Regions from separate parts of the Homo sapiens genome. Here regions 1, 2, 3 and 5 are each linked to region 4. Evidence: chromatin loops called from intact Hi-C (ENCODE). Cell type or tissue: PC-3. All regions are shown on one strand.

Region 1 (5,000 bases), 60 kb after region 4:
GTCTAATTCTTCCCTCATACGTGGATCTGCTGGCAAGTCAGAGGTTGCTGGGCTGGAATTGGGTAAGGGCATTGAAGGTGGGGTGCTGCCCGGGGAAGAGGGTAGAAGAGCCACTTGCAGTGGTCCCAGAAGAAAGACCTGAGTGCTTTTGAGGAGCTGGGTGTTTGAAAAACTGGGAAGCACTTTGCTGAGGACTCTACTGGCGATTAGAACTGTATCTACAAAGCAAATGTTCAACTAATGTTTACAGAGTTAATTCAAACGCTCCAGTTTAAAAACTTGCCACCTCTGCCCTTCAGAGCAAGAGAGAACCTTGCTGCTTTGTAAGTCTGCCTCAAAATGTCTTTCCCAAGGCCTCTGCAAGCCTCCTCCAAAACAGGAGTTGTTCATCTCCTGCTCATCTGAAGATGTACCCACTGTATTGTCAGTGGAAGAGTGCACCAGCACAGGGAGGGAGAAAAGTTTGCATTCACCAATTCCTTTTCCCCACCCCCCTTCCCTTCCAAAGGTCCTTTTTGCTGGGGATCTCTGATTGGAATCTCCCTAGAATCATCTCATGTTGATGTAGGCACTCTTTTAAATAGGCCAACAAACCCCGCATTCTGTGCTTTGAAGGACAGTAAAATGTTTGCACTGGTTACAGTAAAAGCCAGTACATAACATGAATACAAAGACCCTCGAGATAAAGTTAATGATTAAATTCAGAGGTTTTGGCCTATTTCCTATAGAGATTGCTCTCTCCTGAACTTTACTCCATTATGTTTAGAGACAAAGCCCCGAAATTGCCTTCTGTGTTTATAAGGTCCAATTGTAATCTGTGCTGGAGACTTTCCCTTGAGTTTTCTCCATTCCTCCGACAGGGCATGCAGTGGGGGTAGGCTTCCTTAGGGCCCCTTGCTGGGGCTGCTTTCTTCTGTCCAGTTTTGTTTGGATACCACCCCCAACCCACATGCTTGGGGCAGGAGGAATTCCTCCCTGGGCTCTTTGTTCAGCAGGAATGGCTGCCTCCTGGAATGTTGATCACCTTGGCCCAAGTGGCTAACACTGGTGAAGCCTTGCGACTCTGCTGCTGGGGAGCTTTCAGGGCTCAGCTGGGGGTGCAAGGGGGCATGCTTCTGGCCCTGAGTGGTGGCCTCCCTTCTCAGTCACCCCGGGCTGGTCTAAGTGAGCCAGCTTTTATCTTATCCACAAACTAAAGATTCTATCCCTTCCTCATTTAAAAAAGCCTGGCTGGGCGCAGTGGCTCACGCCTGTAATCCCAGCACTTTGGGAGGCCGAGGTGGGTGGACCATGAGGTCAGGAGATCGAGACCATCCTGGCTAACCTGGTGAAACCCCATCTGTACTAAAAAACAAAAAATTAGCCGGGCGTGGTGGCGGTCGCCTGTAGTCCTAGCTACTCGGGAAGCTGAGGCAGGAGAATGGCATAAACCCGGGAGGCGGAGCTTGCAGTGAGCTGAGATCGCGCCACTGCACTCCAGCCTGGGCGACAGAGCGAGACTCTGTCTCAAAAAACAAAACAAAAAACAAACCCAAGGAGCCAGGCACAGGGGAAATGTGTGCCCTGATTGTATCGATAGTACCCTGAGTGTGATATTATACTATTGTTTTGGGAGATGTTACCATTAGGAGAAACTGCGTAAAGAATACTAGGTATCTTTACCTAGTGAGGTGGCTCACGCCTCTAATCCCAGCACTTTGGGAGGCCAAGGTGGTTGGATCACTTGAGCTCAGGAGACCAGCCTGGGCAACACGGCAAAACCCTGTCTCTACAAAAAAAATACAAAAGTTAGCTGGGCGTGGTGGCGTGTGCAGTGAAGCAAGATTACGCCACTGTACTTCACTGCACTCCAGCGTGGGCCACGAGTGAGGCCCACCGCCAACCCCCACCCCCCAAAAGAAAAAGCCCCAGAGGCAGGGATTGGTTAATAAGTTTAGTGCCGTACATTCTTTGGCTTAACGTGGTGGCTTCTCTACTGATGAAACGTTCTAAAGTTTATTGTTTCCTTTTTCAAGAGGTTTGTGGGACTTCACCTAACTTGGACCCCCAGGACTTACCAGGAAGCTTCCTTTTTAATTTATTTTAATATTTACTTCTATTTTAAAAATTTCTGTAGTGACAGGAGTCTTGCCATGTTGCCCAGGCTAGTCTGAAACTTCTGTACTCAAGTGATCCCCGGCCTCCCAAAATGCATGTGCCACAGTGCTCAGCCAGGGTGCAGTTCTTGGAACTCACGCCATACACCTAGGAACAACTCCACTCGCTTCTGAGCACCTGTCTCTACCTGCTTTGCTCTAGCACCATAAAGATTGCCCCTGTAATTTCAGCAGGGATTTCCCCACAGCTCAGCAGGGAGAGAAGGGAGAAGAGAAAGGAAACTCTCAGTGCTGGTCCTCATATGCTGAGGAGGGGAATTTGCAGATTCCATCACTGTCTAGATTTACTGCTGGGAAAACATTGTCCGTTTTGAAAACTGTTAGTTTGATAATGGCATAATTATTTATTGTTGGTCATTTTGCTTTGACTCCCAGGAAGCTCAGAGCCAAACCATGGTCTCAATCCAGGAAGTCCCATCCCGCATGCTGCTCTCCTTTCATGACTCAAGCTTGCCTGTGTTTGTCTTCTTTGTAAGCTGCTTTTCTTAGATTTGGGTGAGAGTTCCTGAAAAAAATTTCAGTAAAAATTGAGTATGATGGGGTTGTAAATTGTCCAGGATAGACAGGTTTTGATCCAAGAAATCAGACTGCTGAGTTAGGTAAAAGAATTAAGCCATTGTACCAGCATAGCACTTGTCAAATATGCATATAATCCCCATGTATGCTCTGTCCCTTCCTGGATAGAGTCCAGACCCGTGCCAAGGGGCGGGTGCAGAGTCTTGCCAGCATGTGCCTCACAGAGAAGTCGGGGCAGTGAGGACTACAAAGCTCTCCTCTGTAAAAATCAAAGTGATTTGAGAAACCCCAGGGTTATTCATGTCCCCTTATACAGACAGGCCTTAGCCAGGTGTAGGCTCTTCTGATCCCCATCTCCCCACCCCCACCCAAGAACCCTCTGTTCTGCAATTTGGTACATCTTGAAACCCCTTCTTGAGAGGTGAGAGGAAGTGGTTAATCCCCACTTCCTTCCCTGGGAGTTTTATGGGCCTCTGGGAGCCTGCCTTACTCTGGCCTTAATGGTCATAAATGACCCTCTCTCAGGGCAGGGCCAAGCCCCTATGAGTCTTAGGTGCTTAATAAATGCTTTTTGATGGTGATTCCCTTGGTCTTCTGTAATTGGAGGGCGGGGGTGGGACTATTTATAGGATTATCGGGGTGTTGGCCACAGCCCCTCCAGCTGGGTATAGGCCTGGAACATTGTGATTGGGCAAGGGCTTCCAGGGTGCTGGGACTAGGTTTGACTGAATTGGTCAAGTCATGCCTTTGTTGAGAAATACAAGAGGGGCAGGGCCTCACCCTCCAAGGGAGCCCTCTGCTTCCTGCTACTTTCACCCCCCAAGATCTGGCCTGCATGGTAGCAGGGGGTGGGAGAAATGTGAAGGTAATGGTAATTGAGGGTTGATCTTGATTTGCACCTCAGGACACTCCCCCCAACTCACCAGGATCCCTTTTCTCATCAACCAGAGTTCTAAGGCATAGCAGTAACTCCCCAGTAAGCTTATTTCTTGGTTTGCCCAGCTCTTGGGACAGGCTTACCCAGGGGCCTCGAAGTAAGGGATACTGGGATCTGTGAAAATGGAGTGGATGGCCCAGTTGTGCTTAGCACATTTAATCTTTATTAGTGGCAAAAGAGCTCTGGGAAGGAAATCTGGGCAGGCATCACCTCTCCTGCTAGCAGGTCCCCCTCCCTTTCCCTGCCAGCTAATCCCCGTGCCTCCCATTCTGCAGGGTTTTAATTAACTGTGTTTAATCTTCCCCGGGAAGCAGGCTTAATGCCCGCCTGCGTGCTTATCCCGTTACCCGCTGGGTTTTCTGTTCCAGCCCAGCCAAGGACAAGTAACATTCTGGAGGAGTCTTCGCCCAAGGGCCATTAGCTGAGGGAACCTCCCTGAGCTCCTTTCCTGTCGTGCTGCTTTCTGGGAAGGTGCAGAGCCGGCCCAGAAAGCAAACCAGGGTGTGGGCAAGGGTTAATCTGGGCCCTGCCCGCCCACCCTGCCTTTGTGGAGGAGCTCCATAAATCCTGCTGGATTTAATGTTATGCAAATAACTCCAGATAAACGCACTTTTTTCTGGTTAGAGTCTCAAGATGTTTTAATGTGAACTATAGAGAAAATAAGTGTCCTAAAAACTATGAGAGCCGAAGTATTTTACGGGGAAATTATCTGTAGTGACTGCCCACTATGTGCTTACCCATGCTTTCTCGCGTCGTCGTTATTTTGTGTGGTTGTGTAAATCAGCCCTTCCCTGGTTAACAATGACCTGGGAGTTGGTTAGCCCTGGGGCTCCCTACCCCATGGAGATTCTGATTCTCTAAAACTGGGGTGGGGCTCAAATTTGCATCTTTAACAAGTACCTCTGGGGATTCTAATGCTGGTGGCCCCTTTGAGAAACAGATTTAAATGTTGCCCTAGGAGGAAGAGGGGATTTTAGGTCACAACAGAGTTCTCAGCACACTGTTTTGTTTTGTGAATTGGCATTTTACCCAATTGTCAGTCATAACTTCACTTTTATTCCCTTTCCCTGAGACTGGGTCTCGGCCTGTCACTCAGGCTAGAGTGCAGTGGCGTGATCACAGCTCACCGGAGCCTCGGCCTCCCAGACTCAAGCAATCCTTCTGCCTCAGCCTCTGGCGTAGCTAGGAGTACAGGCACTCTCCACCATGCCTAGCTAACTTTAAAAAATTTTGTAGAGAGCGTCTCACCAGTGACCCACCGAGCCTGGCCAATCATAACTTTTCTATTTCATTTTAAATGATATCTCCTGAGTTGTAAATTGGTAGACCTGTATTATTATCAGATGCCCTGGTGGGTTTAAGCAGCCTGTGATAATAATGAAGCTTTAACT
Region 2 (5,000 bases), 150 kb after region 4:
TGGTGGCAAGTCTTTCCTGTGCTGTTCTCATGACAGTGAATAAGTGTCATGAGATCTCATGGTTTTAAAAAGAGGAGTTCCCCTGCACAAGCTCTCTCTTTTTGCCTGCTGTCATTCATGTAAGACGTGACTTGCTCCTCCTTGCCTTCAGCCATAATTGTTAGGCTTCCCCAGCCATGTGGAACTGTAAGTCCAATTAAACCTCTTTCTTTTGTAAATTGCTCTATCTTAGGTATGTCTTTATCAGCAGTGTGAAAACGGATTAATATAGGTCCCATTTATTTATTTTTGGTTTTGTCACATTTGCTTTTGGGGTGTTAGTCATGAATTCTTTGCCTAGGCCAATGTCCAGAAAAGTTTTCCAATGTTATATTCCAGAATTTTTATGGTTTCAGGTCTTAGATTTAAGTCTTTATACATCTTGAGTTGATTTTTGTATAGGGCGAGAGATGGAGATCCAGTTTCACTCTTTTTTTTTTTTTTTTTTTGAGATGGAGTCTCACTCTGTTGCCCAGGCTGGAGTGCAGTGGCACGATCTCAGCTCACTGCAACCTCCACCCTCCAAGTTCAAGCGATTTTCCTGCCTCAGCGTCCCAAATAACTGAGATTACAAGCACCTGCCACTGGGCCCAGCTGATTTTTTGTATTTTTTTAGTAGAGCTGGGATTTCACCATCTTGGCCAGGCTGGTCTTGAACTCCTGACCTCACGATCCACCCACCTCAGCCTCCCAAAGTGCTAGGATTACAGGTGTGAGCCACTGCGCCTGGCCTCCAGTTTCAGTCTTTTATATGTGGCTTGTCAGTTTTCCCAGCACCATTATTTATTTATTTATTTATTTATTTATTTATTTATTTATTTTAGAGATGGAGTCTTGCTCTGTCACCCAGGCTAGAGTGCAGTGGCGCGATCTCGGTTCACTGCAACCTCTGCCTCCCGGGTTCAAGCAATTCTCCTGCCTCAGCCTCCCAAGTAGCTGGGATTACAGGTGCCCACCACCATACCTGGCTAAGTTTTGTGTTTTTAGTAGAGATGGGGTTTCACCATGTTGGCTAGGCTGGTCTCAAACTCCTGACCTTGTGATCTGCCCACCTCGGCCTGTAATCAAAGTGCTGGGGTTACAGGCATGACTCACCATGCCTGGCCTTCCAGCACCATTTATTGAATAGGGTATCCTTTCTCCAATTTATGTTTTTGTATGGTTTGTTGAAGATCAATTGGCTGTAAGTATTTGGTTTTATTTCTGGGTTCTCTATTCTGTTCCATTGGTCTAAGTGCCTATTTTTATACTAGTCCCAGTAGTACTGGTACTACAGTACTGTAGTCTACAGTCTTGTAGTATAATTTGAAGTCCAGTAATGTGATGCCTCCACATTTGTTCTTTTTGCTTAGGATTGCTTTGGCTATGCAGGCTCTTCTTTGGTTTCATGCGAACTTTAGGGTTGTTTTTCTAGTTCTGTGAGAAATGATGATGATATTTTGTTAGGAATAGCATAAAATCTGTAGTTTGCTTTGGGTAGTATGGTCATTTTCACAATATTACCTTCCCATCCATGAACATGGCATATGTTTCCATTTTTTTGTGTGTCATCTATGATTTCTTTCAGCATGTTTTGTAGTTTTCCTTGTAGAGATCTTTCACCTCCCTTGATTAAGTACACTCCTAGGGTATTGTTTTTGGGTTTTTTTTTTTTTTTTTTTTCAGTTGTTATAAAAGGGATTGAATTCTTGATTTGATTCTCAGTTTGGTCATCGTTGGCATACAGTAGTGCTACTGATTTGTGTACATTAATTTTGTAAACTGAGACTTTATTGAATTTATTAGATCTAGGAGCCTTTTGCATAAGTCTTTAGGGTTTTCGAGGTATACAGTCCTATCATCATCAAGCAATCCTCCCACCTCAGCCTCCCAAAGCAATCCTCACATTTCGGCCTCCCAAAGTGTTGGGATTACAGGCGTGAGCCACTGCCCCTAGCTTATTTTTAATTTGTAAATTTTTTTCTCAAATATTTTCCATTCTTTCTTGGTTGAATTTGAGGATGCAGAACCTGCAGCTGTGATGTCCTGACTGCGCTGAAATATGATGGTTGTCTCAAGAAAAAGTTATTGGGGCCTGGTGCAGTGGCTCACACCTGTAATCTCACCACTTTGGGAGGACAAAGTGGGAGGATTGCTTGAGGCCAGGAGTTTAAGACCAGCCTGGGCAACTTAGTGAGACCCTATCTCTACCAAAAATAAAAGAAATTAGCTGTGCATGGTGGCATGTGCCTGTAGTCCCAGCTACTTGGGAGTCAAAGGTCGGGGAATTGCTTGAGCCTGGGAGGTCAAGGCTGCAATAAGCCATGAAAGAAAGCACCACTGCACTCCAGCCTGGGTGACAGAGCAAGACTCTGAAAAAAAAAAAGAAAGAAAGAAAAGAAAGGAAGGAAGGAAGAAAGGAAGAAAGGGAGAAAGAAAAAGTTCTTGGATAGGCTGGGCACGGTGGCTCACGTCTGTAATCCCAGCACTTTGGGAGGCCGAGGCAGGCGGATCACGAGGTCAAGAGTTCGAGACCAGCCTGACCAACATAGTGAAACCCTGTCTCTGCTAAAAATACAAAAATTAGCTGGGCGTAGTGGCGCGTGCCTGTAATCCCAGCTACTTGGGAGGCTGGGGCAGGAGAATCGCTTGAACCTGGGAGGTGGAGGTTGGTTGCAGTGAGCCAAGATCGCACCACTGCATTCCAGCCTGGGTGACAGAGCGAGACTCTTGTCTCAAAAAAAAAAAAAGAAAAAAGAAAAGAAAAAGTTCTTGGATAATTTAAGTTGTGAGCTGAAGTAGCATTTATTTTGTGGAATTCTTTTATATAGTTAAAAATATTTTCTGAAATGAAATGTTGTCTGTGAGTTTTAAAGGCAAAATTGTAAATTTATCATGAAATCAATTTTCTAAATACTGGTCAATATAAATTGGAAAATGCTGCTGTACCTGCTGCCATCTGCTGGCAGGTTTCATTTCCCTAAAACAGCAATTTTCAAAGTGTGGTCTATGGATCCTGGGGGGAATGGGGGGAAAGAGGTCCCTGAGATCCCTTCCTGAGTATCCATGATATCAAAACTGTATTCCTAATAATACTATAACTTTATCTTTTTCACTCTGTTGATATTTGCTCTGATGGCGGGCAAAACCACTGAGGATCTTTGGACAAATCAAGGCACAACCACCAAACTGAACTTAAAAATGTACTTTCTTCACTGCTGTGCACTCCCAGAACCAGTTTCACTTAATAATGTCCTTGCAGGGCCAGGTGCGGTGGCTCACACCTATAATACCAGAACTTCGGGAGGCCGAGGCGGGAGAATCACTTGAGACCAGGAGTTCAAGACCATCCTGGTCAACCTAGCAAGACCCCATCTCTATAAAAAATAAATTCAAAAAAAAATTAGCTGGGTGTGGTGGCACGCACCTGTAGTCCTTAGCTATTTGGCAGGTTGAGGCAGGAGGATCTTTTGAGCCCAGGAGTTCAAGGTTACAGTGAGCTATGATTGTGCCACTGCACTTCAGCCTGGGTGACAGAGCAAGACTTTGTCTGTAATAATAATAATGATAATAGGCCGGGAGCGGTGGCTCACGCCTGTAATCCCAGCACTTTGGGAGGCCGAGGCGGGTGGATCACGAGGTCTGAAGATCAAGACCATCCTGGCTAACACGGTGAAACCCCTCTCTACTAAAAAATACAAAGCATTAGACGGGCGTGGTGGCGGGCGCCTGTAGTCCCAGCTACTCGGGAGGCTGAGGCAGGAGAACGGCGTGAACCCAGCAGGCGGAGCTTGCAGTGAGCCAAGATCGCGCCACTGCACTCCAGCGACAGAGCAAGACTCCATCTCAAAAAAATACATATATATAATAATAATGATAATAATCTCTTTGATAAAGTAGGAAAAAGTAATTTTTTTATCTCTACCCTTGAATTCACATGGAACTCCATTTTGCTTGAAAAAATGACAAACCATATATGATTCTTCTTTTTTTTTTTTTTTGATATAGGGTCTGGCTCTGTCACCCAGGCTGGAGTACAGTGGTGGGATCTTGGCTTACTGCAGCCTCTGCCTCCAGGGCTCAAGTGATCCTCCTTCTTCAGCCTCCTGAGTAGCTGGGACTACAGGCATGCACCACGACGCCTGGCTAATTTTTGTATTTTTTGTAGAGATGGAGTTTTCCCATGTTGTCCAGGCTGGCCTTGAACTCCTGGGCTCAAGCAATCCACCTGCCTTGGCCTCTCAAAATGTTGGGATTACAGGCATGAGCCACTGCACCGGGCCCCTTTATGATTCTTTAAACAAGGTGTTTGGTAGATATTTTATTGAAAATAAATAAAATAAGCTTGTGATTTCAAGTGAAACAACTGATAATGTTTGTCGCCACTGGTAAAATTTGAGCTTTCAAGCAAAAATTATACTTTAAGAAAATTTGTATTTGTTATCATGAATATGACCACTTGCCAGGAAGAATTTTCTGATGAGATCAGTGTGACATTACTGAATCCCATACGGTAGGCAGAATAATGGCCCCCAAGGGTGTCCATGTTCTAATCCCCAGAACCAGTGAATGTGTTTCTCTACATTCCAAAGGAACCTGGGTTAGGTGTAATAACAAGGGTCCTTGTAAAAAGAAGGCATGAGTTAAGAGAGGAGAGAAGATGCTACATTGCTGGCTTTAAAGACGGAGGAAGAGGCCATGAACCAAGGAATGTAGGTGGCCACTGGAAGCTGGAAAAGACAAGGAAACAGATTCTTCCCTAGAACCTCTAGAAGGAACCAGCCCTACTAACACCCAGAGAAACTGATTTCTGATTTCTGCCTGCCAGACTGTAAGATGGTAAATTAACGTTCTTTAAGCCACTGAATTTTGTAGTGGTTGTTTGTTACAACAGTAACAAAAAACTCTTACAGTGAGGTTTTGATATTGCATAATGAAATGTGAAAAATTTCACATTTTTCTTAAATCTCACAATTCAACTT
Region 3 (5,000 bases), 120 kb after region 4:
GGGATGGAAAACATTTGTGGGATGTGAAACTGACCTATGTGGAGGGCTGAATTTGTATCCACGGGTTCCACAGACCATATGGAATACTTGTGTTCCACAGACGAGTGGCTGCGTGGAGTATGTGCGGGTTCCACGGAGCGGCCGAATGGAGCATGCGCTCCACTGGTAGCTGCGGGCGGTCCTGAAAGCAATCTCCCGTGGTGCCGAGGGATGGCTGTATTTCACTGCATCTAAGTGAACTGTTAGATCTCTCTTCACCTCCCATGACCACAGGCAGTATCCTAGTATTCCTGATGGCAGGAAGTGTCATCAGCCTGGATCTGGGAGAGGCTGACACAAGAGCAGCACGCCAGGCAACCAGGAATGCACATGTGATAAAAATGTATACACTTGTTGTGTGTTTTTTATGTTTTAAAAATTAGTTCAATGAAGTACAGTAGGGAAATTGTCAATAATTTATTGTAAATTTCAAAATAAAAGATTTGTATTGTTCCTAGCACAAAGATAAATATTTGAGGCGATGGATATCCGAAGTACACTGATTTGATAATCACATGTTATACAAGTTTCAAAACTCATATGGACCCCCAAAATATGTCCAACTACTATATATCAATTTTTAACTTACAAAAATTGAAACTTGAAAAACAACAATATTAAAGAAGCGAAAGCATAAGCCTCAGAATGGGAGAATATAAAGGTATAACTAATAAAGGATTGCCATCCAGAATATTTAAAGAACTACAATAAGGAAAACATACCCCAATTAAAAACAACGAGGCAAAGGGTGGGGTTAAGTTATTTACCGAGCTCAACTACCCTAGAACTCAGGGAAATACAGACCAAAGCAACAATAAGATACAATGTTATACTCATCCTTTGGATAGAAATAGGAAAGTCTAATTATAGCAACTGTTGGTGAGAAATGGGAACTGTCCTACACAGCTGGTGGGAGTGAAAAGGAGTACAACCTGTTTGCAGGGGAATTTGTCAATACCTAGTAAAGGTGAAGATGTACACATACACACGGATCCAGTAATTTCACCTCCAAAATATGCTGTGGAGAAATTCTAGCACAAACAACAGCATAAGAAGACTTAAAACAGTCGCTGCCTGGTTGTCTGGAGTACGTAATGCCAAGTATCTTGTCAGTGGGGAGATAGAAGAGTACATTTGATATATTTATTCAGTGCAAGTTAAAGTGAATGGGGACGCTACATGTGTGTAGGTACATCTAAAAATCATTGGGTGAAAGAAGTTCTAGTATGATTTTACAGTATACCTTTTACATAACATTTGAAAAAAAGTACAAAACAAGACTACATATTTGCTATAGATTTGACTTGTTCGACGAGCATTAAGTGGCTAGGTGGATGGCATGTGGTGGGACTTCTTGCTAGAAGAGGAAGCTGTAAAAGTGAGCCCAACCAATTTCTTTATGGTTACTAAAAATGCAGGTTGAGCAAGTAGATTAAGAAAGCCTCAGAACTTTGTTTTCCCTCTTCCTCCCTTTATGACTTGCTCATAAAACATGACAATAGGAGACAAATATGAAAACAATGAGGACAGAAATCTGTGTTTCTAGAAAGAATGGAATGGGTATAAAATGGGTATGAAGCGGTAAGAAATTGCCTTTCCAGGACAGACAAGCAACTGCCCCCACCTCACCCCCACCAACACTTCCTTTTCCTCAAGACATGTTGAATGTTTTGTTTTCTCTACCTTTAACAACCATCTTTGTCCCTAAGTATATAGCAATAGACTTTAAAAATGCATTTCAGGCCGGGAATCTGGCCCGGCGTGGTGGCTCACACCTGTAATCCCAGCACTTTGGGAGACCCAGGTGGGTGGATCACCTGAGGTCAGGAGTTCAAGACCAGCTTGACGAACATGGTGAAACCCTGTCTCTACTAAAAATACAAAAAAATTACCTAGGTGTGGTGGCTGGCACATGCATGTAATCCCAGCTACTCAGGAGGCTGAGGCAGGAGAATTGCTTGAATCTGCAAGGCGGAGGTTGCAGTGAGCCTAGATGGCGCCACTGGACTCCAGCCTGGGTGACAGTGAGACAACGTCTGAAAAAAAAAAAAAAAAAAAAAAAAAAAAAAGACTTTCATGTCTCCCAAGCAACAATCCAAATTTTTAAAATTTAATTAATGAGGACTAGAATAAAACACTGGAAGCATATACTCTGGTGGAATATTCAGACAATTCAACTTTTAGAGACTAGCATTTTTTTGGTCTAGGTATACTTTACACACAATAAATTTCACACATTTTAGAACATGGTTCTGTGAATTTTGACAAAAACACAATCACATAACCAACACAACAAGCACCATCAGGGCAGAAAAGCCAACTTGGCTTCCTAAAGGAGACAGAAACGAATGTCTCGTTAGTTTCATGGTCATTATCCATGAGATTGTAATACATGCTTAACCTGTCAAAATGAGAGGTGACAGCGTGCTGGCAGTCCTCAGAGCCCTCGCTTGCTCTTGGCGCCTCCTCTGCCTGGGTTCCCACTTTGGCGGCACTTGAGGAGCCCTTCGGCCCGCCGCTGCACTGTGGGAGCCCCTTTCTGGGCTGGCCAAGGCCAGAGCCGGCTCCCTCAGCTTGCAAGGAGGTGTGGAGGGAGAGGCGCGAGCAGGAACCAGGGCTGCGAGCAGCGCTTGCGGGCCAGCTGGAGTTCTGGGTGGGCGTGGGCTTGGCGGGCCCCGCACTCGGAGCGGCCCGCCGGCCCTGCCCGCCCCGGGCAGTGAGGGGCTTAGCACCCGGGCCAGCGGCTGCGGAGGGTGTACTGGGTACCCCAGCAGTGCCGGCCCACAGGCGCTGCGCTCAATTTCTCGCCGGGCCTTAGCTGCTTTCTCACGGGGCAGGCCTCGGGACTGCAGCCCGCCATGCCTGAGCCTTCCCCCGCCTCCATGGGTTCCTGTGCAGCCCGAGCTTCCCCGACGAATGCCGCCCCCTGCTCCACGGCGCCCAGTCCCATCGACCGCCCAAGAGCTGAGGAGTGCGAGCGCATGGCGCGGGACTGGCAGGCAGCTCCACCTGCAGGCAGCTCCACCTGCAGCAACCCCCTGCGGGATCCACTGGGTGAAGCCAGCTGGGCTCCTGAGTCTGGTGGGGACGTGGAAAGTCTTTATATCCAGCTCAGGGATTGTAAACACACCAATCAGCACCCTGTGTTTAGCTCAAGGTTTGTGAATGCACCAATCGGCACTCTGTATCTAGCTGCCCTGGTGGGGACGTGGAGAACCTTTATGTCTAGCTCAGGGATTGTAAATACACCAATCAGCACCCTGTGTTTAGCTCAAGGTTTGTGAGTGCACCAATCGACACTCTGTATCTAGCTGCTCTGGTGGGGCCTTGGAGAACATTTATGTCTAGCTCAGGGATTGTAAATACACCAATCAGCACCCTGTGAGTGCACCAATCGACACTCTGTATCTAGCTGCTCTGGTGGGGCCTTGGAGAACCTTTATGTCTAACTCAGGGATTGTAAATACACCAATTGGCACTCTGTATCTAGCTCAAGGTTTGTAAACACACCAATCAGCACCCTGTGTTTAGCTCAAGGTTTGTGAATGCACCAATCGACACTCTGTATCTAGCTGCTCTGGTGGGGCCTTGGAGAACCTGTGTGTGGAAACTCTGTATCTAACTAATCTGATGGGGATGTGGAGAACCTTTGTATCTAGCTCAGGGATTGTAAACGCACCAATCAGTGCCCTGACAAAACAGGCCACTCGGCTCTACCAATCAGCAGGATGTGGGTGGGGCCAGATAAGAGAATAAAAGCAGGCTGCTTGGGTCACCTTCCACAGTGTGGAAGGTTTGTTCTTTTGCTCTTTGCAATAAATATTGCTACTGCTCGCTTTTTGGGTCCACGCTGCTTTTATGAGCTGTAACATTCACTGTGAAGATCTGCAACTTCACTCTTGAGCCCAGCAAGACCACGAGCCCCCCCAGGAGGAATGAACAAGTCCAGACGCGGTACCTCAAGAGCTGTAACGCTCACCGCAAAGGTCTGCAGCTTCACTCCTGAACCAGTGAGACCACAAACCCACCAGAAAGAACAAACTCCAAACACATCTAAATATCAGAAGGGACAGACTCCAGACTCACCATCTTAAGAGCTGTAACACTCACCGCGAGGGTCTGCGGCTTCATTGTTAAAGTCAGTGAGACCAAGAACCCGCCGATTCCGGACACAAGAATGTTATCATTTTTACAAAATGATTGGTCTTTATTGTTAAACTATCATTGTCAATAAAACAAAGTTCCAGATTTAAAAAGACCAAAGAGAGAGAAAAAAGACAAAAAGGACATGGCAACCAGTGCAATACTGTACATAATCTTGCTAAAAGAACCATTTATGGCCAGGCGCGGAGGCTCATGCCTGTAATCCCAGCACTTTGGGAGGCCGAGGCGGGTGGATCACGAGGTCAGGAGATTGAGACCATTCTGATTAACACGGTGAAACCCCGTCTCTACTAAAAATACAAAAAATTAGCCGGGCGTGGTGAGCGCCTGTAGTCCCAGCTGCTTGAGAGGCTGAGGCAGGAGAATGGCGTGAACCCGGCAGCCGAGGCTTGCAGTCAGCTGAGATGGTGCCACTGCACTCCATTGAGCCTGGGCGACAAAGCAAGACTGTGTCTCAAAAAAAAAAAAAAAATTTACAACTGGAAAATGAACAGTAGATTAGATATGTGTTGTGTCAATATTAAATTTCCTAAATTTGATGTATTTAATGGTTATGTAAGATCTTTTTATGAAGATTTAAAAGAGCATGATGAATGCATCCTACTCTCAAGTGATTAAGAAAAAAAGTATATATAGATATACAGGAAGAGAGAAGGAAGGAGAGAGAAAAGAAGACAGTGATGAAGCATATATGGCAAAATGTTAAAAACTGGTAAATCGGGATAAGTGGGATATTGAAATCCTTTATACTATTTCTGCAACTCTTCTATAATTTTTAAATTATTTTAAAATTAACC
Region 4 (5,000 bases):
TGCCTCAGATTCCTTCTCCCACCCTTTCTTCCTCACCACAGCCTGTAACTTCCTATAGCACAGCTCTGGCTCCTGCCTAGGGGTTGCTTCAGGGATACCTGAAGGTCTCTTTCTGCCCTTCCTACTTAGCCTTTTTCTTTTTTTAAAGCAGAGACAATGTCTCACTATGTTGCCCAGGCTGGTCTCAAACTCGTGGCCTCAAGTGATCCTCCCACCTCCCAAAGTGCTGGAATTACAGGCATGAGCCACCACACCCAGTTTAGCTACTATTAATCCCTCCCTTATGCCCCATTTGTTCCACCACTGGATTCTCTGCCATCCCCTAAAAGGAGTCACCATTTCCTACCCTCAGAGCTTTGCTTCAGTCTCTTCTGCTGCCTAAAATTTTCTCCCTTCCAGTTTTAATGTGTCAACATCCTGGGCATCCCACACTGCCTCTCCATAGCCCTATCCTCCTCCAAGGGATTTCCTCTTATGCCCCCACTCTTCATTTCACACATGCTTACTGAGGGCATGCTCTGGTCCCAGAAGCTTTTTTGTTTCAGCCCCATAGTAACTAGGCAAATCTGCAAGCGCATGTCTTTCATGACGTGTTCTTTGTTGACCATTTTCTTTCCCCTACTGGATTGTAAGTACCTTTGAAGACAGGCTGTGCATTATACAGTGTGTGGATTGTTCTAGGTGAACAATAAAGCCTGCTAAACAGAATTTTTGGTGACATGTCCTTTCTAGGCCTGGCAACGACACCCAGGGCCTACTTCTTTCAAGGTGGTGAAGGCCTATTAACATAAGCCCAAGATTCACAGGGCCTCAGCATCCTTGACCTCTGCGCCTTTATGGAGTGAGAGTTAAATAGTAGCCCGGGACGGGTGGGTTAGTTACTGGTCAAAGTCAATCCTCCAAGTCAACTTGGCCTGGACTAAAGTAACCAAACCCATGCAGAAAACTTGCAATTTAAAAATTCATCTTCCCTTTCTTCCTAGAAAGGACTGGGCAGAAATGCAGGCTCCAGGGTGGGAGTGGGGCTGCGACGGGAGGAGGCAGCGAAGTTCATTAGCCCCCTCATTTGGGGCAATAGGAATCCGTGTGGTGACAAACAATTGTCCTGGAGGATTTAGGGGGATTTGGCCAAGTGTCCCTGTGGGCCCCCAGCCTCCTCCTAATCCCGTCCACATTTCAGACTACTTAGGATCGCATTAAATGTCAAAGCCGGCGTTTAGGGAAATATCTACATTTCGTATGCATCGCTCGGATGAAAAGAAAAGCTGAAACGAACCTCGGAGCTTTTGGCGCGAGAGGCGCTCTGTGTGGTCCCGAGTGTGAATGGGAAGAGGGGGGCGGCGCCCCGGGGGCCTCCCCGCCCAGGAATGCAGGCCTTTCACATGTAGAAAATGCTAATGCTTTGTTCCTGCCTCGGCCTCCCGGAGGCGCAGAGGCGCCCGGCCGGATTGTCCCGGCGCATTTGCATGTGAGCGGCCCCAGATCCCCGTCCCCACCCTCGGCCCTCCCCCACCCCAGCACGGCTGGCCGGGGACTTCTGTCCTCGGGCCGGGGCCGCCTTCAAACGTCCTCTGCCGTCATTTATTTCATCCCGGTTAAAGCCACAAATAGCTACTTTCTGAATGGATAGCCTTTCCCCTGGGGAGCCGGGCAGGTGAACATTTTTTACTCCATACTTGAGACACTTGACAAAGAGAGTTGTATCTGGAACAACCTCTGTTCCAGCGAGGAAGGGCACGGCGTTGGCTGAGCCATGCCCCACTACAGCGTCACATTTATGTCCTGTGGCGAACACGCTGTGTTTGGCGTGACACTAGGGGCTCCAAACTACCCATTACGTGGTTCGTCTTCAGTGGCATCCAAGCGACCGCAGGTGGCGGGGCCGAAGGGGTAAGGGTATTTCATGCACGTTTTACGGAAGAAGACACAACCCAGAGTTGAGGGGCCACCGGGGTCCCTCTCTTGAGCACAGGCGCCCGGAGCGCAAATGCGCGGACTGACCCAGCGGCCGGCGCGGCGGCGCCGGGCGGACTTAATCGCGGGCGCAGCGCGAGGCTCGGGACCCAGAGCACCACCTACCGGCGGCACGGTCGGCGCAGCAGGCCCCAGAAGGGCGGGGAACGCTGTCAAGCCCAGGGGCACTTCGGCGAGGAGCCCCACCCGCCCTCCAGCTGACCCTCAGCTGTGGCCCACATCCGGGGCCCAGAGCGCCGCGGAAACGCCGAAGCCCGGCCGGCAGGTACCCGCACGTCTCCTTCTGCCACCGCGGAGCTTGCTTCATTAACTCCGTTTCATGTGACTTATTTTATTTCTTTTATTTTTATTTATTTCATTTTATTTTATTTCACTTATTTCACTTCAATATTTTATTTGGTTTATGGTTTTACTTCATTAATTTTACTTCATTAATTCTGTTTTCCCCATTATTTAATTTTATTCTGTCTCAGTATTTAATTATTTGTTTCACTACTTTATTTGTGAGTGAAGGGAAAGGGCGGATACCTTTTTTGTCTTATTTTTCGTTGTTGTTATTGTTGTTGTTGTTGTTTTTTGAGACAGAGTCTCGCTTTGTCGCCCAGGCTGGAGTGTAGTGGCGCGATCTTGGCTCACTGCAACCTCTGCCTCCTGGGTTCAAGCGATTCTCCTGCCTCAGCCTCCTGAGTACCTGGGATTACAGTCGTGCGCCACTACACCTAGCTAATTTTTGTGTTTTTAGTGGAGACGGAGTTTCCACCATGTTGGCCAGGCTGGTCTCGAACTCCTGACCTCAGGTGACCCACCCTCCTCGGCCTCCCAAAGTGCTGGGATTACAGGCCTAAACCACTGCGCCCTGCCGGCCTCAATCATATTTTTTTAAACCCCTTCCAGCTGCCTGCTCTAGGCAAGATAACTTGCCCAGTGTACAGGGCAGAAAAGAGGAGATGACAACATAGTCCTAGGCTCAAGAGCCCCAAGCCAAACTGACAAACAACAAAGACCCAATAATTCAAACCAGGCTCCATGGAGGAGGTGTCATTTCAGGTGGGCAGATACAAAGGGATAGGAAGCTGCTTCATGTGCCTGGATAATAGGGGCCGTGCCTGAATAATAGGGGCCATGTTCCATATCAATACAAGGAAGAGTTCCGTCACACTGTGGAGAGTCTCTTGTGCTGGAGCGAGCTGTCTGCAATTTGAGTTAGGCCAGGAAAGTCTCAGGCCTGGGCCCTGATGGTTCTGTGGTTTCCATGGGAGGGCCTTCAAGGTTGTGACATCCGCTCCCCATACAGTATGATGTGTGTTATGTATTATTTTGAGGATAGGGGAAGATGATTCCCTATTTATTTGCTATCAGTTCTCTAGAAAGCACAATGAATTGCATTTCTGAATATTCACCTTATTTTCCCCCAATCTTTAATTTTGAAAAATATTAAGTATGTAGAAAAGATGGATGTCCGGGCCCGGTGGCTCACGCCTGTAATCCCAACACTTTGGGAGGCCGAGGTTGGCGAATCACCTGAGATCAGGAGTTCAAGACCAGCCTGGCCAACATGGCGAAACCTCATCTCTACAAAAATACAAAAAGTAGCTGGGCATGATGGTGGGTGCCTGTAATCCCAGCCACTCAGGAGTCTGAGACAGGAGAATTGCTTGAACCCCAGAGGCAGAGGTTGCAGTTAGCCGAGATCACACATTTGCACTCCAGCCTGGGCGACTGAGCAAGAATCTGTCTCAAAAAAAAAGGATGGAAAAGTCGCTTAATGAAACTTTATGTCCTAAATCCACCAACTGATTCTTTGCCAGCATTTACTCTAGCATGCTTCCTCTCTCTCTCTCTCTCTCACACACACACACACACACAAACACACACACACAAACCTGTATGTATGCATCTATCTATCTTTTTTTACTGAATTTTTTTTTTTTTTTGGAGACGGGTCTCCTTCTGTCACCCACGCTGGAGTGCGGTGGACGATCTCAGCTCTCTGCAACCTCTGCCTCCTGACTTCAAGTGATTCTCCTGCCTCAGCCTCCTGAGTAGCTGGGACTACAGGCATGTGCCACCACGGCAGGCTAATTTTTTTTTTTTTTTTTTGAGACGGAGTTTCATTTTTGTTGCCCAAGCTGGAGTGCAATGGCGCAATCTCAGCTCACTGCAACCTCCACCTCCGGGGTTCAAACGATTCTCCTGCCTCAGTCTCCCGAGTAGCTGGGATTACAGGCGCGCACCACCACACCTGGCTAATTTTTGTATTTTTGGTAGAGATGGGGTTTCACTATGTTGACCAGGGTGGTCTCGAACTCCTGACCTCAGGTGATCCGCCTGCCTCAGCCTCCCAAAGTGCTGGGATTACAGGCGTGAGCCACCACGACTGGCCTCATTTTTTTTTTAGAGACAGAGTCTCGCTCTGTCGCCCAGGCTGGAAGTACAGTGGTGCGATCTCAGCTCAATGCAACCTCCACCTCCCGGGCTCAAGCAATTCTCCTGCCTCAGCCTCCCGACTAGCTGGGACTGCAGGCACACACTGCCACGCCCAGCTAATTTTTTGTATATTAGTAGAGACTGGGTTTCACCATGTTGCCCAGGCTGGTGTGGAACTCCTGAGCTCAGGCAATTCACTTGCCTCAGTCTCCCAAAGTCATGCTGAGATGACAGGCATGAGCCACCGTGCCCGGCCTTAATTTTGTATTTTTAGTAGAGACCGGGTTTCACCATGTTGGCCAGGCTGGTCTCGAACTCCTGACCTCAGGTGATCCACCCGCCTCAGCCTCCCAAAGGCCTCAAGCCTCCCAGAGTGCTGGGATTACAGGCATCAGCCACCACCCCTGGCCTACTGAACTTTTTTTTTTTTTTCTTTTTTTTTTGAGACGGAGTCTTGCTTTCGTTGCCCAGGCTGGAGTGCAATGGCACGATCTTGGCTCACTGCAACCTCTGCCTCCCAGGTTCAAGCGATTCTCCTGCCTCAGCCTCCCAAGTGTCTGGGATTACAGGCATGTGACACCATGCCCGGCTAATTTTGT
Region 5 (5,000 bases), 94 kb after region 4:
GCCTTCCCTGCCCTTCTGCAGTTCCCACGTGAATCGAGCCCCCCTTTCTGTCGGGTGGCATGGACAGACAATTGGGCAGATTCCAGTGTGGGGGGTGGAATAGTGACCCAAATGAGCTCAGGTGACATCCCTGCAGCAGCGGTCCCTTTAGGGGTTCTGGCAGTCTCGTGAAGATGTCAGGGATGTGGCCAAAGTTACTGGTCAGATTTCTAAGCACCTAGCCTGGGCCCCAACATACCACCTGCACGTGTCCCACCCAGCCACCTCCCGAAATCAAAGTGGACATTGGCACTTTCCAGCCAGGACTGCAGAAAGGCTGGGTGCTTAATGCTTATTACTACTACTACTACTACTACTACTACTACTACTACTACTACTACAACATATTTTTTGAGATGAGTCTTGCCCTGTCACCCAGGCTGGAGTGCAGTTGTGTGATCTCGGCTAACCACAACCTCCACCTCCCGGATTCAAGTGATTCTCCTCCCTCAGCCTCTCAAGTAGCTAGGATTACAGGCGTGCACCACTGCACCTGGCTAATTTTTTTTTTTGAGACGGAGTCTCACTCTGTTGCCCAGGCTGGAGTGCAGTGGCACGATCTCGGCTCACTGCAAGCTCCGCCTCCCAGGTTCACGCCATTCTCCTGCCTCAGCCTCCCGAGTAGCTGGGACTACAGGCGCCCACCACCACGCCCGGCTAATTTTTTGTATTTTTAGTAGAGATTGGGTTTCACCACATTGGCCAGGCTGGTTTTGAACTCCTGAGCTCAGGTGATACACCTGCCTCAGCCTCCCAAAGTACTGGGAGCTACTGAGCCCAGCCAATGCCTTTTATTTATTTGTGTTTTTGAGACAAGAGTCTCACTCTGTCACCCAGGCTGGAGTGTAGTGGTGGGATATCAGCTCAGTGCAACCTCCGCCTCTCAGGTTCAAGTGATTCTGCTGCCTCAGCCTCCCAAGTAGCTGGGGTTACAGGCGCCCGCTGCCATTCCCAGCTAATTTTTCTATTTTTAGTAGAGACGGGGTTTCACCTTGCTGGCCAGGTTGGTCTCGAACTCCTGACCTCAGGTGATCCACCTGCCTCGGCCTCCCAAAATGCTGGGATTACAGGCGTGAGCCACCATGCCCGGCCTAATGCTTTTTAGACAGAGACCTTTGTGATACAGATTTACTTATTTATATGTGAGAAATTAGTGAGCAGAATGTTATGTGAGGTTCGGTGTCTTCAGTCCTTTCCTGGATGGTGAATCCCCTGTAATTGAAACTGTTGTTTCTGTTGAATTCCTATCAACAGCTAGGGAGGGGCATGTGTAACTTTGATAATTGGCAGGGTTCTCTCACATAGGTGATAGTGTGCCTGAATTTCTATTAAATCTTGTCTGATCCAGGTGACAAGGTTTTAGGAAATCAGAAAATTGTGACTTTTCCCTGTGTTATAGGATACTTTGAAAGTCAAGAAAAGTTGTTCACCCTCTAGGAGAAGAAAAATTGTTCACCCTCTAGGAGAAATTACATAGGAACCATTCTAGAATATTTATATAAGTGAATTGTTTTAAAAGTAAGATTCTGGCCAGGTTCAGTGGCTCACGCCTGTGTAATCCTAGCACGTTGGGAGGCCGAGGTGGTGGATCACTTGAGCTCAAGAGTTTGAGACCAGCCTGGGCAACATGGGGAAACCCTACAAAAAGTACCAAAATTAGCCGGGTGTGGTGTGACACTCGCCTGTAATCCCAGCTACTTGTGGGGCTGAGGTGGAAGGGTCACTTGAGCCCCAAAGGTGGAGGTTGCAGTGAGCCAAGATTATGCCAGTGCACTCCAGCCTGGGCAACAGTTAAGACTCTGTTTCAAAAAAAATCCGTTTTGAAAGTGCTAAAGAATTGAGATCATGCCTCTTAACAGAAGAGGGAGGATTTGATTTAATAAGTTTCTCAGCCGCTATCACATTCCCATGCATGATACTGAAACAATCTTTTCTGATGAGTCAGATTTTATGATGTTCAGATCATAAAATTGGAAGTTTGAGAGACTTTCTTGAATGACTAATCCTGTTATTGTTATGCCAGTATTGCTCATTGTCTTTAAAATGCCTTGAGTGTCTCTGTGTTGCTCTTCTCCTTTGTCAGTGTCTTCACCTGTGCATCATTCTGTTGTATATCAGTGCATCTGTCCCTGCGGATGAAGTGGTTTGTGTCTTTCATTTTATGCCACGACAGTTGGGACCTTGACAAATAAATGCCTTACCCTGCTGGTGTCTCCTCGACACCGGTGCCCTCGACACTGTGGCATCGCCTGAGGAACTTAACCACTGGTGTCAGCAGGGCACGGTTGCTCAAACCTGTAATCCCAGCACTTTGGGAGGCCGAGGTGGGTAGATCACCTGAGGTCAGGAGTTCGAGACCAGCCTGGCCAACATGGTGAAACCCCGTCTCTACTAAAAATATAAAAATTAGCCAGGCATGGTGGCAGGCACCTGTAATGCCAGGTACTCAGGAGGCTGAGGGAGGAGAATTGCTTGAATGCAGGAGGCAGAGGTTGCAGTGAGCCGAGATCGTGCCACTGCACTCCAGCCTGGACGACCGAATGAGACTCCATCTCAAACAAACAAACAGACAAACAAAAAGAGCCACTGGTGTCTAGGTCTGAACTCCTAGATTGTGATATGATTTTATTAACCTCTTACTCTCTTAAGAGATTGAAAACAGTTGGAGCATTATTGAGAGAATGCTGGTGCTCTCTGTGCTTAGTGGGAAAAGCCACCATGGGGGAGAAAAAATGAGTTGTAACAATTTGCTGGAGGCTTATTAAGGAGAGCACCAACAAATCATGAGTGGTTAACATGGTGAAATCTCAGAGAAATGGAAATTCACTGGAAATTCTGTGGGGAGAAAAGAGTGTGGGGAAAATAAATATAGTCAGCTGTGTAAGTGGTGAGAACCTAGGCATAAATCCTAGAGGTATGATTCAAATGTTAGTTGAAAGTGTGTGCCCAACATTAATCTGAATACTAGATCATGGGGCATTTTGGGTAGAGGCATTTTAGGTCTGTTAATCTATAACGCCACAGCCAGGTACACTACATAGATTGTGATTTCCTAGAAAGTTTTTGTTTAACCATAACTTGTGTGTGTTTAGCATCCTTAAGTCTTGCTCTATCGCCCAGGCTGGAGTGCAATGGTGCAATCTTGGCTTACTGCAACCTTTGCCTCCCAGTTTCAAGTGATTCTCCTGCCTCAGCCTCCCGAGTAGCTGGGGTTACAGGAGCCTGCCACCACTCCCGACTAATTTTTGTCTTTTTAGTAGAGACGGGGTTTCACCATGTTGGTCAGGCTGGTCTCGAACTCTTGACCTCAGATGATCCACCTGCCTCGGCTTTTCAAAGTGTTGGGATATCAGGTGTGAGCCACCGCGCCTGGCCATTTTTTTTTTTAAGAGACAGGATCTCTCTCAAACTCCTGGGCTTTTAGGCAATCCATCCCCTTTCTTTGGCCTCCCACGTAGCTAGGACTACAGGTATGCTCCACCACACCCAGCTAATTTTTGTATTTTTTGTAGAGATGGGGCTCGCTTTGTTGTCTAGGCTGATCTCACTCAAACTCCTGGCTTCATGCGATCTTTCACCTTGGCCTCCCAAGGCGCTGAGATTAAAGGCATCAGCTACCTTGCCCAGCCTGACAATTTCTTAAAATGTGACACAAGTCTTCATCCCTTCAAATTTTCTCATGAGATGGCAACAATTCAGTCACATCTTCAAGCTCCAGTTCTAATTCTAGTTCTCTTTGTATTTTCACCACATCTGCAGTGACTTCCTCCACTACTTCTTTCTGCTACAAGAAGTTGATCCCAACCCTAATCAGTGACCTTGAGTTCACCCATTAGGGTTGGGATCAGCTTCTTCAAACATCCTATTAATGTTGATATTTTGACCTCTACCTATGAATCACGAATGCTCTTTTATAGTATCTCCAGTTTTAGTATATGTGCTGCCAAAGTGAGTACCACACATGTTCTTAATGGCACCTGGAATGGTAAATTTTTTGCAAAAGGATTACAAATGAGTTTGTCCAGATCCATCAGAGGAATCACTATCTGTAGTAGCTATCGCCTTACGAAGTTTATTTGTTAAATAATAAGACTTGAAAGTTGAAACTACTTCTTGATCCACGGGCTGTAGAATGGATGTTGTGTTACCAGACATGAAAACAACTTTCGTGTCCTTGTGCATCTCTAGCAGAGTCTTCTGGGTGACCAGGTGCATTGTCAATCAGCAGTAATATTTTGAAGGGAATCTTTTTTTCTGAGCGGTAGGTCTGAACAGTGGGTTTAAAATATTCCGCAAACCGGCCTGGCATGGTGGCGCAAGCCTGTAATCCCAGCACTTTGGGAGCCCGAGGCGGGTGGATCACCTGGGATGAGGAGTTTGAGACCAGCCTGACTAACACAGAGAAACAGAAACCCCTTCTCTACTAAATACAAAAAATTAGCCGGTCATGGTGGCACATGCCTGTAATCCCAGCTACTTGGGAGGCTGAAGCAGGAGAATTGCTGGAACCCAAGAGGCGGAGGTTGCAGTGAGCTGAGATTGCACCATTGCACTCCAGCCTGGGCAACAAGAGCGAAACCCTGTCTCAAAAAAATAAATGAATAAATAAATAAAAATTTTAAAAATTCCGCAAACCATGCTACAAACAGACATGCTGTCATCCAGGCTTTGTTTTTCCATTTGTAGAGCACAGGCACGGTAGATTTAGCATAATGCTTAAGGGGCCTAGGGTTGTCAGGATGGACAATGACTGTTGGCTTCAACTTAGTCACCAGCTACATTAGTCCCTACCAAGAGAGTCAGCCCGTCCATTGAAGCTTTGAAGCCAGGCATTGACTTCTGTAGCTATGAAAGTCCTACATGGCATCTTCTTCCAATATAAGACTATGTCTTTCCAATATCAGGCTGTCTCCTTCTAATAAAAGGATGTCTTGAAAGTCTGTTGTTTAGCTGTCTTCATC

Evidence for each region. A loop is a pair of places that touch in the nucleus more often than their neighbours do. Peaks named below come from ENCODE experiments on the same cell type or tissue, not always from the same donor. Only the 100,000 strongest peaks of a DNase experiment are listed, where the experiment ranks them.
Region 1: a loop joins it to region 4, with 4 times the contacts of the local background. A loop is called at or near these places in 2 of 110 quality-filtered maps.
Region 2: it touches region 4 in a loop (6-fold over the local background); 13 of 110 quality-filtered maps call a loop at or near these places.
Region 3: a loop joins it to region 4, with 16 times the contacts of the local background. A loop is called at or near these places in 5 of 110 quality-filtered maps.
Region 5: a loop joins it to region 4, with 6 times the contacts of the local background. A loop is called at or near these places in 2 of 110 quality-filtered maps.

What each region holds. Positions count from the first base shown.
Region 1 is chr3:32,839,737-32,844,736 of GRCh38, forward strand. The region is part of intron 1 of TRIM71 (tripartite motif containing 71); the gene reads left to right. Among named protein-coding and RNA genes, the nearest start is that of TRIM71, 24 kb to the left of the region's middle. RefSeq lists an enhancer at 3,930-4,525. In PC-3, no CTCF peak of the experiment used is centred here; a DNase peak (open chromatin) is centred at 2,605; H3K27ac peaks cover 2,255 bases.
Region 2 is chr3:32,931,359-32,936,358 of GRCh38, forward strand. No RefSeq gene overlaps it. Among named protein-coding and RNA genes, the nearest start is that of CCR4, 18 kb to the right of the region's middle. In PC-3, CTCF peaks have their summits at 2,989 (motif pointing left) and 2,996 (motif pointing left); no DNase peak of the experiment used is centred here.
Region 3 is chr3:32,900,163-32,905,162 of GRCh38, forward strand. No RefSeq gene overlaps it. Among named protein-coding and RNA genes, the nearest start is that of CCR4, 49 kb to the right of the region's middle. RefSeq lists silencers at 2,721-2,800, 2,842-2,997, 3,021-3,180. In PC-3, CTCF peaks have their summits at 2,041 and 3,046 (motif pointing left); a DNase peak (open chromatin) is centred at 3,099; H3K4me3 peaks cover 962 bases.
Region 4 is chr3:32,779,572-32,784,571 of GRCh38, forward strand. No RefSeq gene overlaps it. Among named protein-coding and RNA genes, the nearest start is that of TRIM71, 36 kb to the right of the region's middle. RefSeq lists enhancers at 283-1,003, 1,004-1,725, 1,710-1,789, 1,726-2,445, 2,210-2,289 and a silencer at 2,030-2,109. In PC-3, a CTCF peak has its summit at 2,054 (motif pointing left); DNase peaks (open chromatin) are centred at 1,430 and 2,100; H3K4me3 peaks cover 1,704 bases; H3K27ac peaks cover 642 bases.
Region 5 is chr3:32,873,990-32,878,989 of GRCh38, forward strand. The region is part of intron 2 of TRIM71 (tripartite motif containing 71); the gene reads left to right. Among named protein-coding and RNA genes, the nearest start is that of TRIM71, 58 kb to the left of the region's middle. In PC-3, no CTCF peak of the experiment used is centred here; a DNase peak (open chromatin) is centred at 2,092; H3K27ac peaks cover 1,343 bases.